2 separate regions of the Homo sapiens genome follow, and region 1 is linked to region 2. A link is an interaction called in ENCODE POLR2A ChIA-PET data of the cell type or tissue named here. Cell type or tissue: K562. All regions are shown on one strand. Links, peaks and the distances in the headings refer to the core of each region. The heading gives the core; the rest is flanking DNA.

Evidence for each region. Peaks named below come from ENCODE experiments on the same cell type or tissue, not always from the same donor. Only the 100,000 strongest peaks of a DNase experiment are listed, where the experiment ranks them.
Region 1: POLR2A ChIA-PET joins it to region 2 with 5 read pairs; 1 of 35 experiments calls an interaction of 5 or more read pairs at or near these places.

Annotation. Positions count from the first base shown.
Region 1 is chr22:23,757,429-23,765,190 of GRCh38, forward strand. It overlaps C22orf15 (chromosome 22 open reading frame 15), which reads left to right and starts at 5,562. Exons shown (of 6, transcript NM_182520.3): 1 at 5,562-5,903; 2 at 6,659-6,745; 3 at 6,832-6,969; 4 at 7,211-7,285; 5 at 7,365-7,474. The coding sequence starts at 5,879. In K562, for the core only: no CTCF peak of the experiment used is centred there; DNase peaks (open chromatin) are centred at 5,593 and 6,353.
Region 2 is chr22:22,576,446-22,584,207 of GRCh38, forward strand. It overlaps IGL and the pseudogene IGLV2-34. Among named protein-coding and RNA genes, the nearest start is that of LL22NC03-63E9.3, 21 kb to the left of the region's middle. In K562, for the core only: no CTCF peak of the experiment used is centred there; a DNase peak (open chromatin) is centred at 2,846; H3K27me3 peaks cover 3,408 bases.

The DNA.
Region 1 (7,762 bases), core at 1,378-6,377, 1.2 Mb after region 2:
CTAATTTTTTTTGTTTTTTTTTTTAGTAGAGACGGGGTTCACCATGTTGGTCGGTTTCACCATGTTGGTCAGGCTGGTCTCGATCTCCTGACCTCATGATCTGTTCGCCTTTGCCTCACAAAGTGCTGGGATTAAAGGCGTGAGTCACTGCGCCTGGCTACAAACTATGTTTTCAATGGCACTTCCCCCCTGCCCCTCCCCTCCCCTCCCCTTCCCTTTCTTTTCTTTTCTTCTTTTCTCTTTTCTTTTCGTTTTTCTTGAGACAGAGTCTTGCTCTGTTGCCCAGGCTGGAGTGCAGTGGCGCGATGCTCAGCTCACAACCTCTGCCTCCTGGGTTCAAGCGATTCTCTTGCCTCAGCCTCCCGCGTACCTGGGACTACAGGTGCGCATCACCATGCCCAGCTAATTTTTGTATTTTTAGTATATTTTGTATTTTTGTATATTTAGGAGACGGAGTTTCACTGTTTACCTCGTGATCTGCCTGCCTCGGTCTCCCAAAGTGCTGGGATTACAGGCGTGAGCCACCGTGACCAGCCTTCTTTTTCTTTTTTCTTTTTTTTTGAGACGGAGTGTTGCTTTTTCTTTTTTCTTTGAGACAAGGTCTCATTCTGTCACCCAAGCTGAAGTACAGCGGCTTGATCATAGTTCACTGCAGCCGTGAACTCCTGGGCTCAAGCAGTCCTCCTACCTTAGCCTCCGGAATAGCTAGGATTACAGGTGCATGCCACCATGCCTGGCTAATTCTTTTATTTTTGTTTAATTGATGTACTTATTTTGAGACAAAGTCTTGCTCTGTTATCCAGGCTGGAGTAGAGTGGTGTGATCATAGCTCATTTGCAGCCTCGAACTTCTGTGCTCAAGTGATCCTCCCACCTCAGGCTCTCGAGAAGCTAGGACTACAGGTGTGAGCCACCATGCCCAGCTAATTCTTTAATTTTTTTTTTTTTTTTTTTTTTTTTGTAGAGACAGGGTCTTACTATGTTGCCCAGGCTGGTCTTGAATTCCCAGCCTCAAACGATCCTCCTGCTTCAGCCTCCCAAAGTGCTAGGATAACAGGTGTAAGCCACCGTGCCTCACAAGAGTGCACCATTTTAATCGGTTTTATTATTATTCAAGTAAGGTAAGGCTAACATCAGAAAATAACTGTGACACTGAGCACGGTGTCTCACGCCTGTTATCCTAGCACTTTGAGATGCCAAGGCAGGAAAATCGTTTGAGGCCAGCAGTTTGAGACCAGCCTGAACAACGGAGCAAGACCCTGTCTCTACAAAAAAATTTTTTTAATTGGCCAGGCGTGGTGGCTCACATCTGTAGTTTTAGCTACTTGGGAGCCTGAGGTGGGAGGATCACTTGAGCACAGGAGTTTGAGGCTGCAGTGAGCCATGTTTGTGCCACTGCACTCCAGCCTGGATGACAGAGTGAGACTCTGTCTCAAAAAATAATAATAAGGCTGGACGCAGTGGCTCATGCCTATAATCTCAGCACTTTGGGAGGCGGAGGCGGGGGGATCACTTGAGCTCAGGAATTTGAGACCAGCCTGGTCAACAGGGTAAAACCCTGTCTCTACGAAAAATACAAAAAATTAGCCAGGCGTGGTGGTGTGCACCTCTAATCACAGCTACTAGGGAGGCTGAAGCGGAAGAATCACTTGAACCTGGGAGGCTGCAGTGAGCTGAGATCGTGCCACTGCACTACAACCTGGGCGACAGAGTGAGACTCTGTCTCAAAACAAAACAAAACAAAAACAAACAAACAAAAAAAACATGGGCGGGGCTAGGTGGCCCATGCCTGTGATCCCAGCACTTTGGGAGGCTGAGGTGGGCGGATCACAAGGTCAGGAGTTCGAGACCACCCTGGCCAATGTGGTGAAACCCTGTCTCTACTAAAAATACAAACAAAATTAGCTGGGCATGGTAGTGGGCGCCTGTAATCCCAGCTACTCAGGAGGCTGAGGCAGGAGAATCACTTGAACCTGGGAGGTGGAGGTTGCAGTGAGCCAAGATCGTGCCATTGCACTCCAGCCTGGGCGACAAGAATGAAACTCTGTCTCAAAAAAGAAAAAAAAAAAAAAACATGGAGCACTTTTTCCCGGGACAGAACCATATCTGGGAATCCACGTCCCACAGAACACAGCTCAGGAGACTGTTAAGTGTGGAGCCTCCAGTGCCTGAAGCCAGAATCTGGAAGGAAAGGCCACTCCAGGCCTGGAGCCTCAGCTCTTGTAGTCACCATCTGCCATCCAAGGATCTCCTCTTCAGTGCCACCAAGGAGGGAATCAAGAGACTGTATCTTGACTGTCATGGAGATACCCTGAGGAGGTGTCAAGAATGGAGTGGTACCTGGGAAGGGGCTATGTAGCCTCCCCAAGGGAATTCTGGAGGCTGTGAGTTAAAAAAAGGGCACTGTTTTTTGTCTTTTTTTTTTAGTCAAGGTCTCACCGTGTCACCCAGGCTGAAGCGTAGTGGTGTGATTTTAATTAATTTCTGCCTTGAACTGGGCTCAAGTGATCTTCCCGCCTCAGCCTCCCGAGGAGCTGGGACTACAGGTGTGAGCCACCACGCCCAGCTAATGTTTTTATTTTTACAGAGATGAGGCCTTGCTGTGTTGCCCAGGCTGGGCAGATCCTCAGCCTCCCAAAGTGTTGGGATTACAGGCATGAGCCACTGCGCCTGGCCATCTCATGTTTAAGTAAGCTTGGGAAGTGCTACCTGTTTCTGCAATACTGATTGGAGTGCTTGCTCCATCACGGTGCTGAGCACAGAGACAGCTCTTTAAAATTTATCACACTTAATCGTCACCACAGCCCTGCTAAGTCACGGGTCATACCCCCCTTTTACAGATGGAAACACCAAGGCAGTCCAAAGGAAAGTGCTTATCCAGAGCCGGAGTCTGACAATGGCAGGCTTCATGGAAGACTCAGATTTCCTCCACCCTCACTGTCCAGAACTCTGCCTGTAAAAGGCAGGACACAGCCGAATCATGGGGGCTGGAAGCACTTCTAAAACCTTGGGGGTAAGGGAGCTGGGGAAAGGGAGGTGTTGCTCCAGGCATCCACCTGGTGCCCTGGCTGGAAAGGTCTGGTGGGGGTCATGGGGTGAGGGCAGGAGACAGAAGTGGAGAGACAGAGACAGAGGGGAGGCAGTAAGCAGGAAGGAAAGGGAAAGGATAATGAAAAGAGACATGAGAACAAAAGTCAAAGGAAGGATGAACACGGAGAGGCAAAAAAACCAATGTGAGGCTGGGACCAGTGGCTTGCACCTGTAATCCCAGCACTTTGGGAGGCCAAGGTAAGAGGATTGCTTGACCCCAAGAGTTCAAGACCAGTCTAGGCAACATAGTGAGACTCCATCTCTACAAAATTAAAAAGAAAAAAATTTCAACAGGCATGGTGGCATGCACCTGTAGACCCAGCTACTCAGGAGGCTGAAGTGGGAGGATTGCTTGAGCCCGGCAGGCCAAAGCTGCAGTGAGCTGTGATTGTGCCACTGCACTGCAGCCTGGGCAGCAGAGTAAGACCCTGTTTCAAAAAAAAAGAGAACAGAAAAGAAAGAAAAGAAGAAAGGAAGGAAGGAAAAGAAAAAGAAAGAGAGAAAAGGAAGGAAGGAAGGAAGGAGGGAAGGAAGGAAGGAAGGGCAAAAGAGCGAAAGAGCAAAAGAGCGAGAAAGCAAGCCAGCCAGCCGGGCGCAGTGGCTCACGCCTGTAATCCCAGCACTTTGGGAGGCCGAGGGGGGGCAGATCACCTGAGGTCAGGAGTTCGAGACCAGCCTGGCCAACATGGAGAAACCCTGTCTCTACTAAAAATACAAAATTAGCCAGGTGTGGTGGCACATGCCTGTAATCCCAGCTACTTGGGACGCTGGGGCAGGAGAATCGCTTGAACCCAGGAGGCGGAGGTTGCGGTGAGCTGAGATTGCACCATTGTACTCCAGCCTGGGCAACAAGAGCAAAACTCTGTCAAAAAAAGAAAGGAAGGAAGGAAGGGAGGGAGGGAGAGAGGGAGGGAGGAAGAGAAAGGAAAAAAGGGAAAGGAGGGAGGGGAGGGGAGGGGAGAGGAGGGGAGGGGAGAGAGAATGTGAAGCCTAGACAGAAAAGGAAGACGGAGAGGAGGGGAACAAGAAGGGGAGAGACTGGGAGAAGCAGACAAATACAAAAGACACGAAATGGCCGAAATGGCCGGGCACAGTGGCTCATTCCTATAATCACAGCACTTTGAGAAGCTCAGGCAGGTGGATCACCTGAGGTCAGGAGTTCGAGACCAGCCTGGCCTTCCTTATGTCTACTAAAAATACAAAAAATTAGCCAGGGGTGGTGGCTGGCGCCTGTAATACCAGCTACTCCGGAGGCTGAGGCAGGAGAATCGCTTGAACCCGAGAGGCGGAGGTTGCAGTGAGCCGAGATTGCGCCACTGCACTGCAGCATGGCTGACAGAGCGAGACTCATTCTCAAAAAAAAATAAATAGGTCAGGCTTGGTGGCTCAGCACTTTGGGAGGCCAAGATGGGCGGATCATTTGAGGTCAGGAGTTCGAGACCAATCTGACCAATATGGTGAAACTCCATCTCTATTAAAAATACAAAAAAAGGCCGGGCGCAGTGGCTCACGCCTGTAATCCTGTAATCCCAGCACTTTGGGAGGCCGAGGCGGGCAGATCACGAGGTCAGGAGATTGAGACCGTCCTGGCTAACATGGTGAAACCCCGTCTGTACTAAAAATACAAAAAAAATTAGCTGGGCGTGGTGGCGAGCGACTGTAGTCCCAGCTACTCAGGAGGCTGAGGCAGGAGAAAGGCGTGAACCCGGGAGGCGGAGCTTGCAGTGAGCCGAGGTCACACCACTGCACTCCAGCCTGGGCGAGGGAGCGAGACTCCGTCTCAAAAAAAAAAAAAAAAAAAAAAAAAACTAGCCAGGTGTAGTGGTGCACACCTGTAGTCCCAGTTACTTGGGAGGCTGAGGCAGGAGAATCGCTTGAACTCGGGAGGCGGAGGTTGCAGTGAGCCGAGATCGTACCACTGCATTCTAGCCTGGGTGACAGGGAGACTCCATCTCAAAAAATAAAAATTTAAAAAACACCAATAATAATAATAATTAATAAACTTAATAAATAAATAAATAAAAGACAGGAAATGACGGTGAGAACCGGTGTGAGGGACTAGCTAGTGGCCAGTGCTAACAAGGAGGTGCTTGTGACCTGCTATGGACCTGGAAGCGACTAGGGCTGAGTACAAAGGGGGCAAAGGAATTTGGGGGTGATGGAAATGTTCTGTATCTTGACTGTGGTGGTGGTTATATGAGAGTTGGCATAACTTTAAAACACCAGAAAGGGTGAACTTTACTGTACAAGTGGTTCACAACTGCAATCCCAGCACTTGTGGGAGGCTGGGGCTGGAGAATTGCTTGAGCCAAGTTCGAGACCAGCCTGGGCAACATAGGGAGACTGTCTCTAAAAAAAATCAATCCCAATGATGGCATTCCCCGCCTCAGGGAATGCCAGCCCCCACTTCTTCTGTCACCTCTCCCCCATGGGCCCCGTTAACGGATACAGGGAGGAAGGCATTTCCTGCCTAGATGTCTCCGCCCCCACTGCCATGGAGACCAGCTTGGAAGCTTAGGGGAGCTGCTGTGGCCCAGGGCTCAGTGGGGAGGAAGAGGAGGCCAGGAGTCTTGGACTAGCTGCAGGGTTTGAGCTAGGCTGAAGCAGCAGAACCACAGAGGTGGCTGAGCAGGGGCCTGGCCCTGGGACCCAGCCATCCACACTCACACATCCACTTCTCCCTCCAGAGCCCGGCCCTGAAGCAGGTCTCTGCTCCACGCTTTTCCTTAGTTGGGGAATCGAGAGTTGGGGGATCAAAGCCCCCCACATCTCCCTCACCCGCTGCAGCTATGTTTATCAAGGTGATGTTTGGGGGTAAGTGGGGTCCCCTGTCTTGGTAGGCGGATAGGGGGATGAGCACACTCAGAGGCGTGCTTCCTTCCGCCCTTGCGGTGGGTGGGGAGGCAATGGCGGGAAAGGGGGGTGGTGCACATGGCGGGGGTCGTCGGGGAAGCGGCTCTGTGAGGAGGCGAAGCCAGCACCTGGAGCGAGTCCCTTAAAGGGAAAACCCGAGCTGAGTCCTGCTCATTCACAAGGGTTCCTCTCGGCCAGAGACCGCCGCATTACCCTGGAGCAGGTTTTTAAGCCGCACAATCTCTTCGCCATTCAATCCGTGATCCTCAAGCTTCAGCGTGCATCAGACACCTGAAACTCTAGCCACAGTTGCAGGGTCCCCGTGCCTCTGGCTGGAGGCGGGTCGGCCCTGTGCGGTAGCGGAAGGGAAGAGAGGAGCCGGTGGGTGCGGAGGGCGGGGACTGGCTGGGTCCCGTGGGGGCGGGTCCCGGGAGGAGGCTGGGCTGGCGCCCACTTCGTGCTTTGCAGGACTCAAGAGACCAACACTTGGGAGTCACCACACATGGGAGAAAAGTCACCACACATGGGAGATGGATGGAGGGTTCTCCAAGGCAGTTTAAGCAACAGATGTTGGAGCTGTTATGCCCGGGGCACAGTCTTAGCCCATAGGCCCAGTCGCAGCTCTGGGAAAGGGAGAGATGGGAGGGAGAGACAGAGGACCCCGATTTGGAGGAAGGTAAGAGATCTCACAGGCTCACCTTTGCCCCTCTCCACAGCTGGCTGCTCGGTGCTGGTGAACACCTCTTGCAGGCTGGTGAACCTCACCGCCCACCTGAGGCAGAAAGCAGGGTTGCCCCCAGATGGTGAGGAGACAGGGAGGAGAAGGAGGGGCTGAGGGGTCCCAGGCAGGGGTGCCAGCCCTGCCCAGTCTCTCTCCATGTCCTCCCAGCGACCATTGCTCTCCTGGCTGAGGATGGCAACCTAGTGAGCCTGGAGGAGGACCTGAAGGAAGGGGCTTCCCGGGCCCAGACCATGGGCAACTCCCTACTGAAGGAGCGAGCCATATATGTCCTCGTTCGGATCATCAGTAAGGTGGCCCAAGGTTCTCTCCCCTGCAGCTATGGTAGAATGTAAGAGGGGGGCATAGCAGACCATAGACCACCCAAGGCCCTGTCCGGCCTCCCACCTCGGCTGGGGACCTAGCCCCAATCCATCCCTACCCAATGCTCTGCTCCCAGCCTGGACTAGCAAACAGTTCCAGAGTGAGAGGCAGAGTAGGGACCATTAGGCCAGTCAGGTGTCCTTCATCGTCTCTCCACATGTCACAGAGGGAGAGGACATGGCCTCCACCCGCTATGAGTCCCTATTGGAGAACCTGGATGACCATTACCCAGAGCTGGCAGGTGAGTGTCAGGGTACAGCCCAGGGGGAGGGCACACCTTCTCCCTAACCCCTACCAACAGGACTTCCTGGGCCTTCCAGAGGAACTGCGCAGGCTGTCAGGCCTCTCCTCTGTGGGCCACAACTGGAGGAAGCGTATGGGCACTCGGCGAGGCCGCCATGAGCAAAGCCCCACTTCAAGGCCCAGAAAGGTGAGCTCCCTGCCACCCAGGAGTTGCTAGCTGGGGCAGGGAGCCAGGTACAGAGCAGATTTGGACATCCACAGAGACACCCAGAGTGGGATCCCTTCCTGCAGGACAGACACATATGATGAGGGGCAGACCCTCAACACCAACTCCACGCACATATACCCCCAGATGGAACACACTGTACCCTGAGACAGGTCCCCACCACCCCACGGGAGTGCCAGCGCACTAAGGGCCGGAATGTCCTCAGGCTTCACAGATGTGGCATAGGGGCTGGCACACAGTAGGAGCTCA
Region 2 (7,762 bases), core at 861-5,860:
GGAAGGAACGGGAAGGGGCAGGAGCAGGACAGGGATTTCCAGATCCACTCAGCCGCCTCCCTGGGGCTTGGGCTCCTCCATCTGAGGCCACCAGGGGGCGGCAAGGGCTTGGATTTGGGGAAGGGAATTGCTGTGGTTTAACCAGGGAGTGTATGAAGCTCCATGGGCTGCTTCCTCCTGAGACCCTTCTAAGGGAGAAGTGGGGAGTGGAATGTCCAAAATATGTTGTGTCCCAATATGTTCGTTTCTAGAAAGGCTAATAAATAGCCTCAGCCCCCAGCCTCAGAGCACTGCATAGAAAGAGGACAGAGGTATTTGAGGGTCATTCTGAGAGAACCTAGAAGGTATTGAGTGGGAATAAACAGTCCCCAGCTCTGCCTTTGGTCCCTGGGAAACAGAGTGCCTGGATCACTCCACAGTGGTCATCTGGGATCTGGTCCGAGGTCTCTTCCTTGATTCTGTTCCCTGAGCCTTTTTTATTCTATTTTGGATCAGATCCATGCACACGTAGCTCAGAGTTGTGCCCAAGATTTCATAAGGAATTTACAGGGTTTTTTCCCCCTCAAACTTATTTCTCTCCACAGTCTGCCCATTATTTATGGTTCCCCAGACTTTCCCTTTTGGTTTCTGGTGAAAAAACTGTGACTTTAATAAGCCTGCGGTGCTGTGCACTTCCTGCAACTGAGTCCGTGTCCACACCAAACACCAAGAGGACAAAGAGTAACAAAGGTAAGGGGATTAAGTGCCACTGTCTTGGAAATCAGCTCCAAAGATGAGAAAAGAAAGTCCGCACAGTCTCTACTGTCCCTGCTGTCACCACGAAGAATTTCCTGGAGGCTGGATCATGTAGAATGGAGAGAAGAACAAACATAAGAAAAGGAAAACGTGGACATTTCAAATTTGCCCTGAGCACTAGGGGTTTCCTTTCTCATCTTCAAGCCAGAACAGTGGAGCTTCTTCTGGAACTTTTGTGGCTGCACACTGGTACCCCTTCCAGGTATTGGTCTGCCCTGAGTGCAGGCCACAGGACACTGGGGGAAAATGGGAAGCTCTCTGCTGGTTTGATTTTACTAAAAGTGCTAGTATCTCCCCTAGTCTGCCTCCAGTGATTTGCTTTTCCAAGTAATCAAATTGATGCTCCATGGATTCTGTCCCAGGTTTTACAGCTGGGCTTGGAGAAAATGTGGTATATGCCACTGCATCCGAAATGGAACCTGAAAACAGTAATAATATTCTAAACGTGAAAATTAAATCAATCTGAATCACAGGCAGTGGAAAACATCAAAAGATGAAAGAGTTTTAAAAGTGATTTGAGGAAAGAAACAGAGAGAAATATTTTCACATTGGTTCTATGTTTACTCTATTTATCTTTTTTAATTTAATTTTAAAAATAGAGATGAGGAGGTCTCACTATGTTGCCCAGCCAGGCTGGTCTCGAACTCCTGGGCTCAAGCAATTCACCCGCCTCAGCCTCCCAAGGTGATGGATTACAGGCATGAGCCACCACACCCGGCCCCTGTGTTTCTTATGTGCTCCTTGATTAAGAAGAGTTGTTTTTTGTTTTTGTTTTTGTTTTTTGTTTTCTTGAGATGGAGTTTCACTTTTGTTGCCCAGGCTGGAGTGCAATGGTGCAATCTCGGCTCACTACAACCACTGCCTCCCAGGTTCAAGCGATTCTCCTGCCTCAGCCTCCCAAGTAGCTGGATTACAGGCGTGCACCACTACACCAGCTAATTTTTTGTATTCAGTAGAGACGGGGTTTCACCATCTTGGTCAGGCTGGTCTGAAACTCTTGACTTCAGGTGATCCACCTACCTCGGCCTCCCAAAGTGCTGTGATTACAGGGGTGAGCCACCATGCCCGGCCAAAAAGTTGGTTTATTGTAGCTTGTGGATACAGTGAGATGGAAGAAAACCCAGAAAGCAGAAATAACACTTCTTTGTAATATGAGGAAAAAAATAAAAGATAAAGTTGAATGAAATATTTCATATATATATGTTTCATATACATGTTTCTTATATATGTTTCATATACATGTTTCATATATATGTTTCATATACATTTCATATATATGTTTCATATACATTTCATATATATGTTTCATATATATATTGCAACATATATATGCAATATTCATATATATAGCCATATATATGTTTCATATATATATTGCATATATATGTTTCATATATATTGCATATATATGTTTCATATATGTTTCATACATATGTTTCATATATATATAGTTTTTTACAGAGTCTTGCTCTCTTGCTCTGTCACCCAGGCTGGAGTGCAGTGGCCTAATCTTGGCTCACTGCAACCTCTGCCTCCCGGGTTCCAGTGATTCTCCTGCCTCAGTCTCCCGAGTAGCTGGGATTACAGGAACGCACCACCATGCCTGGCTAATTTTTGTATTTTTAGTAAAAGTGGAGTTTTGCCATGTTGGCCAGTCTGGTCTTGAACTCCTGCCCTCAAGCGATCCTCCTGCCTCAGTCTCCCAAACTGCTGGGATAACAGGCGTGAGCTATCACGCTCGGTCTGAAATCTTTAGATAAGTATGAAGTCTATATAAAAAAAAAAGGCTCTTACTAGGCTAGAAATGGCCCATTTTAGAAGCTTTCATTTTCCACCTCACACTCATCTCTCTATAGATCCTCTGCATGGGCAGTGGGTGGGCCCTGTGGTCCTCAGTTCTCAGGCTGAGAACCAGAGGCTGAAAAGGACAAGTCACCTGCTCATGAGTGGGAAGGGCAGGATTGGGAGCAGCGGACTGTGGCTCCATTGCTCCTTGTTTCCTCCACAGGCCCCTCCCACGTGTGCCCCTGAATGACCTAGAATGACTAATGTGCTCAAGGGATTTGATGCTGCAGATGCTTCGGCATGAAGGGTGGGGGTGGGGATGGGACAAGGCTGCAGCTGAAGAGATGGGAGACCAACAACACACAGCAGGGGTTTCCATGGGGTGGGCACCCCCATTTCCTCACAGTTTAGAGAGCCTGGAGGTGGGTGCCAAGCAGAGGGCACCATGGCGTGGCCCAGGCCTGGAGGTTCACAGAGACACAGGCACAACACAGCAGAGACACTGAGGGCCAGGAGCTCACTCAGATGAGGGACTTCAGCAGATCTTTCTCTCTTGAGGAAATTAGGTACAAAGGAATCAAGTTCCTACCATCAGAATAGACAACAAGTTTTAATCTCCTCAGCTGAGCCCCGCTGTCCAGGGAAGCAGAAGTCTCTGAGCCCGGCCCAGGTGAGAGTGGGGTGAGGAGAGGAGCTCAGGGTGCAGATTTGCATGAAGGCCCCACCCTCCTCTGAGGCAGAGGGGATAAGACAAGTCTGGGGGTAGGCCCAGCGCTGGGGTCTCAGGAGGCAGCGCTCTCTCGGGACGTCTCCACCATGGCCTGGGCTCTGCTCCTTCTCACCCTCCTCACTCAGGGCACAGGTGACGCCTCCAGGGAAGGGGCCTTGGGGACCTCTGGGCTGATCTTTGGTCTCCTGCTCCTCAGACTCACCTGGGCCCAGCACTGACTCACCAGAGTGTATTTCTCCCTCTTTCCAGGGTCCTGGGCCCAGTCTGTTCTGACTCAGCCTCGCTCAGTGTCCAGGTCTCCTGGACAGTAGGTTACTATCTTCTGCACTGGAACCAGCAGTGACATTGGGGGTTATGACCTTGTCTCCTGGTGCCAGTAGCACCCAGGCAAAGCCCCCAAACTCATGATTTATGATGTCGGTAATTGGCCCTCAGGGGCCCCTGGTTGCTTCTCTGGCTCCAAGTCTGGCAACACGGCCTCCCTGACCATCTCTGGGCTCCAGGCTGAGGACGAGGCTGATTATTACTGCAGCTCATATGCAGGCAGCTACAATTTCCACAGTGGTCCAAGTTCATGCGTAATGAGACCAAAACCTGCCCTGGTCTCTCAGGCTCTCTCTCGCTATGAAGGTGCTTCCTTACCCTGTGCAGAAGAGGGCTTCATGCAACATGGCCTTGAGAATTTCATCCACTCTCAGCCCCTCTCCCCTCCAACAATGAAATGCAAAAGAAACATGCTCTCTGGTTAATTGTCTAGGGACAATGGCAGCTTCTTCTTTTCCTGTGTGATATGGTCCTGCATGGTGACTCTTTCCAACTTTTCAATGGCAGGGACAGAGCAATAGGATCCATCTGCTCAGTACCATTTCTGCAGTTTTCTATGAAACCCTCACATTAAATGCCTCCATCTCCCACACTGTGCTGACTGGCCTGGGTCTGTGCTCCAGAAATAACGTCTTACTCAACTCCATATCCACCACGCTGTAGTAAGGATGGCTGTCTTTGCTGGGTTATTTGTTCCTCTGCAGGTCTCTTCCCAAAGCAACACCAACTGAGAGAAGATCTGAAGATGTTGAGAGAGTGAGCATAAAAGTAAAGGGTTTTATTTATTTGCTTTCTTTTTTTTTTAACTTTGTTTTTATTTATTTTTTTGATACAGAGTTTTGCTCTTGTTGCCCAGGCTGGAGTGCAATGGTGCAATCTCAGCTCACTGCACCCTCTGCCTCCCGGGTTCAAGCGATTCTCCTGCCTCAGCCTCCTGAGTAGCTGGGACTACAGGCACGCGCCACCATGCCCAGCTAATGTAGAGATGGGGTTTCACCATGTTGGCCTGGCTGGTCTTGAACTCCTGGCCTCAGGTGATCTGCCCACCTCAGCCTCCCGAAGTGCTGGCATTACAGACATGAGCTACCATGCCTGGCCTTGTTTTTATTTTTTAGAGTTCCTTTGTCTTTGACCCGATGTCTATCTATGGGGGCTTAGCCAGGGCACATTTGAGTGATTGTTCTTTGCGAGAACATTGTTCTTTGCAGATCATTAAACCCCTGTCCTGGAAACAGTCCTGTACTTAGACTGTCTCCCTGTTAGCATGGGCTCTTTCCTAAATGATCCACAGGAAAGCTTATTTGGTGGATGGGTCTTCTGTTCCTCAAGGACTCTATGGGTAGTTTATTTTCAAGGTGAGCCAATACTGTTTCTAGCTGGAATCTCATTTAATCTCATAACCATGAGAATTAATTTTTTAAACCTGCAGGGTGTTCTCTAGCCATTTTTTAATTTTCTTTGATTTTGTGAGCCACTTTTAAATTATAATCATCATTAAACCTTAAAACATATAAACTTCAATTAAGCAGATTATATATTTTATTTTATTTTTTGAGACAGAGTCTCGGTCTGTTGCCCAGGCTGGAGTGCAGTGGCACAATCTTGGCTCGCTGCAAACTCTGACTCCCGGGTTCAAGTGATTTTCGTGCCTCAGCCTCCCGAGTAGCTGGAATTACAGGCATGTGCCATCACGCCTAGCTAATTTTTGCATTTTTAGTAGAGACGGGGTTTCACCGTGTTGGCCAGGCTGGTCTCGAACTTCTGACCTCGTGATCCACCCGCCTCGGTCTCCCGAAGTGCTGGGATTACAGGCATGAGCCATCAAGACCAGCCACATATTTTTAAAAAGTACATTGGTTATTATCCACATACCTTTGGACTGCTATAACACAATACCTTAAACTGGTGGCTTATAAAAACAGAAATGTATTTCTTACACTCGTGGAGGCTGGGAAGTCTTAAGATCAATGTGCTGGCAGATTTGGTGTCTAATGACTGTCTGCTTCCTCATAGAGGCCATTTTCTCACTGTGTCCTTGGAACTGAGGACAAAGCAGCTCCTGGTAAAGTTCAGATGTCTGTTTCTTGCAGGAAAATTTCTCTTTACAGTGATCTGGGCTACTGGCTCCAACACACGCACCCAGATGGATTTCTGAGCCGGTCATTGACCATTACCATTTTAATATTATCTCAAATTATAAACATTATCTCAACTATTGTTTAATATAATATAGCACATAAATGTTTAAAGCATACATAGCGAAACAAGGGTCTTACATTCAAAACTGTCATTTCCCCAATCACCCATCTCCTTGTCCACCAAGCCCCAGTGCCACCACTTAGCTCATTGCTCCTTTGGCTTCACTTTCTGGTGCTCTTGCAAGTGTCTGTCATGTGTTACAAACAACAACAAATAGTCCTCCAAGAACGTTTACCTCCATAGAATCCCTATCCTGTTTCCTGAGTGGACATTTCCATTTTTAATCTGGCAAAGATCAGTCAGCCCTGATTAGTGTTTTAAACTCATATCCATCTCTTTCTAGAAAAACACACTAGGTTAAGCATCTCTCTGTGGATGGGGGACCCTCATGAAGGCACACAGCTCTGAGCTGAGGTGGCCTCAATGTGTACAATGGAGCAAGACAAAGAAAAGTCCCATGTTCTGTGTGATAGACAGACAGGCACTGATGAGAGGTCTCCAGAGCTGGCGCCCTTAGTCTAATCTTGACTCTAGTCCTCGTCTTTCCGACCCTTAAACACTAGAATTCCTGGTCTGCATTCCATTAGGTCATTCTTAAATCTAGTGAGCTGTATCTCCTTCATGCAATGTTTTTCTTTCACTATTATTTTCAGCTTTATTGACATATAATTGACAAATAAAAATTCTATATATTTATGGTATACAACTTGATATATTAATACATTTGTTGTACATTGATATATTTGTTGTGAAATTACTGCAATAATTGTGTGAAATCACAATCAATCTAATTCACATAAAATAACCTTACATAATTATCATCTTCTTTCTTTTTTTTTTTTTTTTGGTGAGAACACTTACAATCTACCAAATTAGCAAATTTAAAGTAAATAATGCAATATTGTTAACCATAGTCACATTGCGGTACATTAGCTATCTAGAACTTATTCATCTTGTATCACTGTACTCTTTTATACCCTTTGATAAACATCTCCCCATTTCCCTTTTCCCTCCCCAGTCCTGACACCCACCATTTTACTCTCTGGTTCTATGAGTTTGAATATTTTAGATTCTACATGCAAATAAGATCATGCAGTATTTGCCTTTCTGTTTCTGGCTTATATCAGTTAACATAATGTCCTCCAGCTTTATCCATGTTGTTGCAAATGATGGGATTTCCTTTATTTTTTAAAACTTGGCAATATTTGTGTGTGTGTATGTGTGTGTATGTATGTATGTATGTGTGTGCATGCACCACATTTTCTTTATCCATTCATTTGTCATCAGAAATTTAGGTTGTTTCCATGTGTTGGCTATTGTGAATAATGTTGCAAAAGACATGGGAGAACAGATATCTATTCAAGATTCTGATTTCATTTTGTTTTGAGATATGCCCAGAATTGGTATTGCTGGATTATATGGTAGTTCTATTTTTAATTTTTTAAGGAATCCCCATACATTTTCTACAATGGCTGTTTAGTTTACATTCCTTTCAACAGTGTACAAGAGTTTCTTTTGTCCACATCCTTGCCAACATTTGTTATCGTTTATCTTTTTGATAAATTACAGGCACGTGCCAACACACCTGGCTAATTTTTTATATTTTTGGTAGAGACGGGGTTTCACCATGTTGGCCAGGCTGGTTTAGAACTCCTGACCTCAAGTGATCCACTGCCTCGGCCTCTCAAAGTGCCGGGATTACAGGTGTGAGCCACCATGCCTGGCCTATTTTTTCTATTTCTATAAAGAATGACATTTGTGTATTGATAGGTCTAGCATTGAATCTGGAGATCACTTTAGGTAGTATGAACATTTAAGAATATTAGTTCTTCCAATTTATAAACACGAGATGTCTTGATATTTATCTGTATCTTCTTTAACATTCTTCATCACTGTTTTATAATTTCCAGTGTAAAACTCTTTCACCTC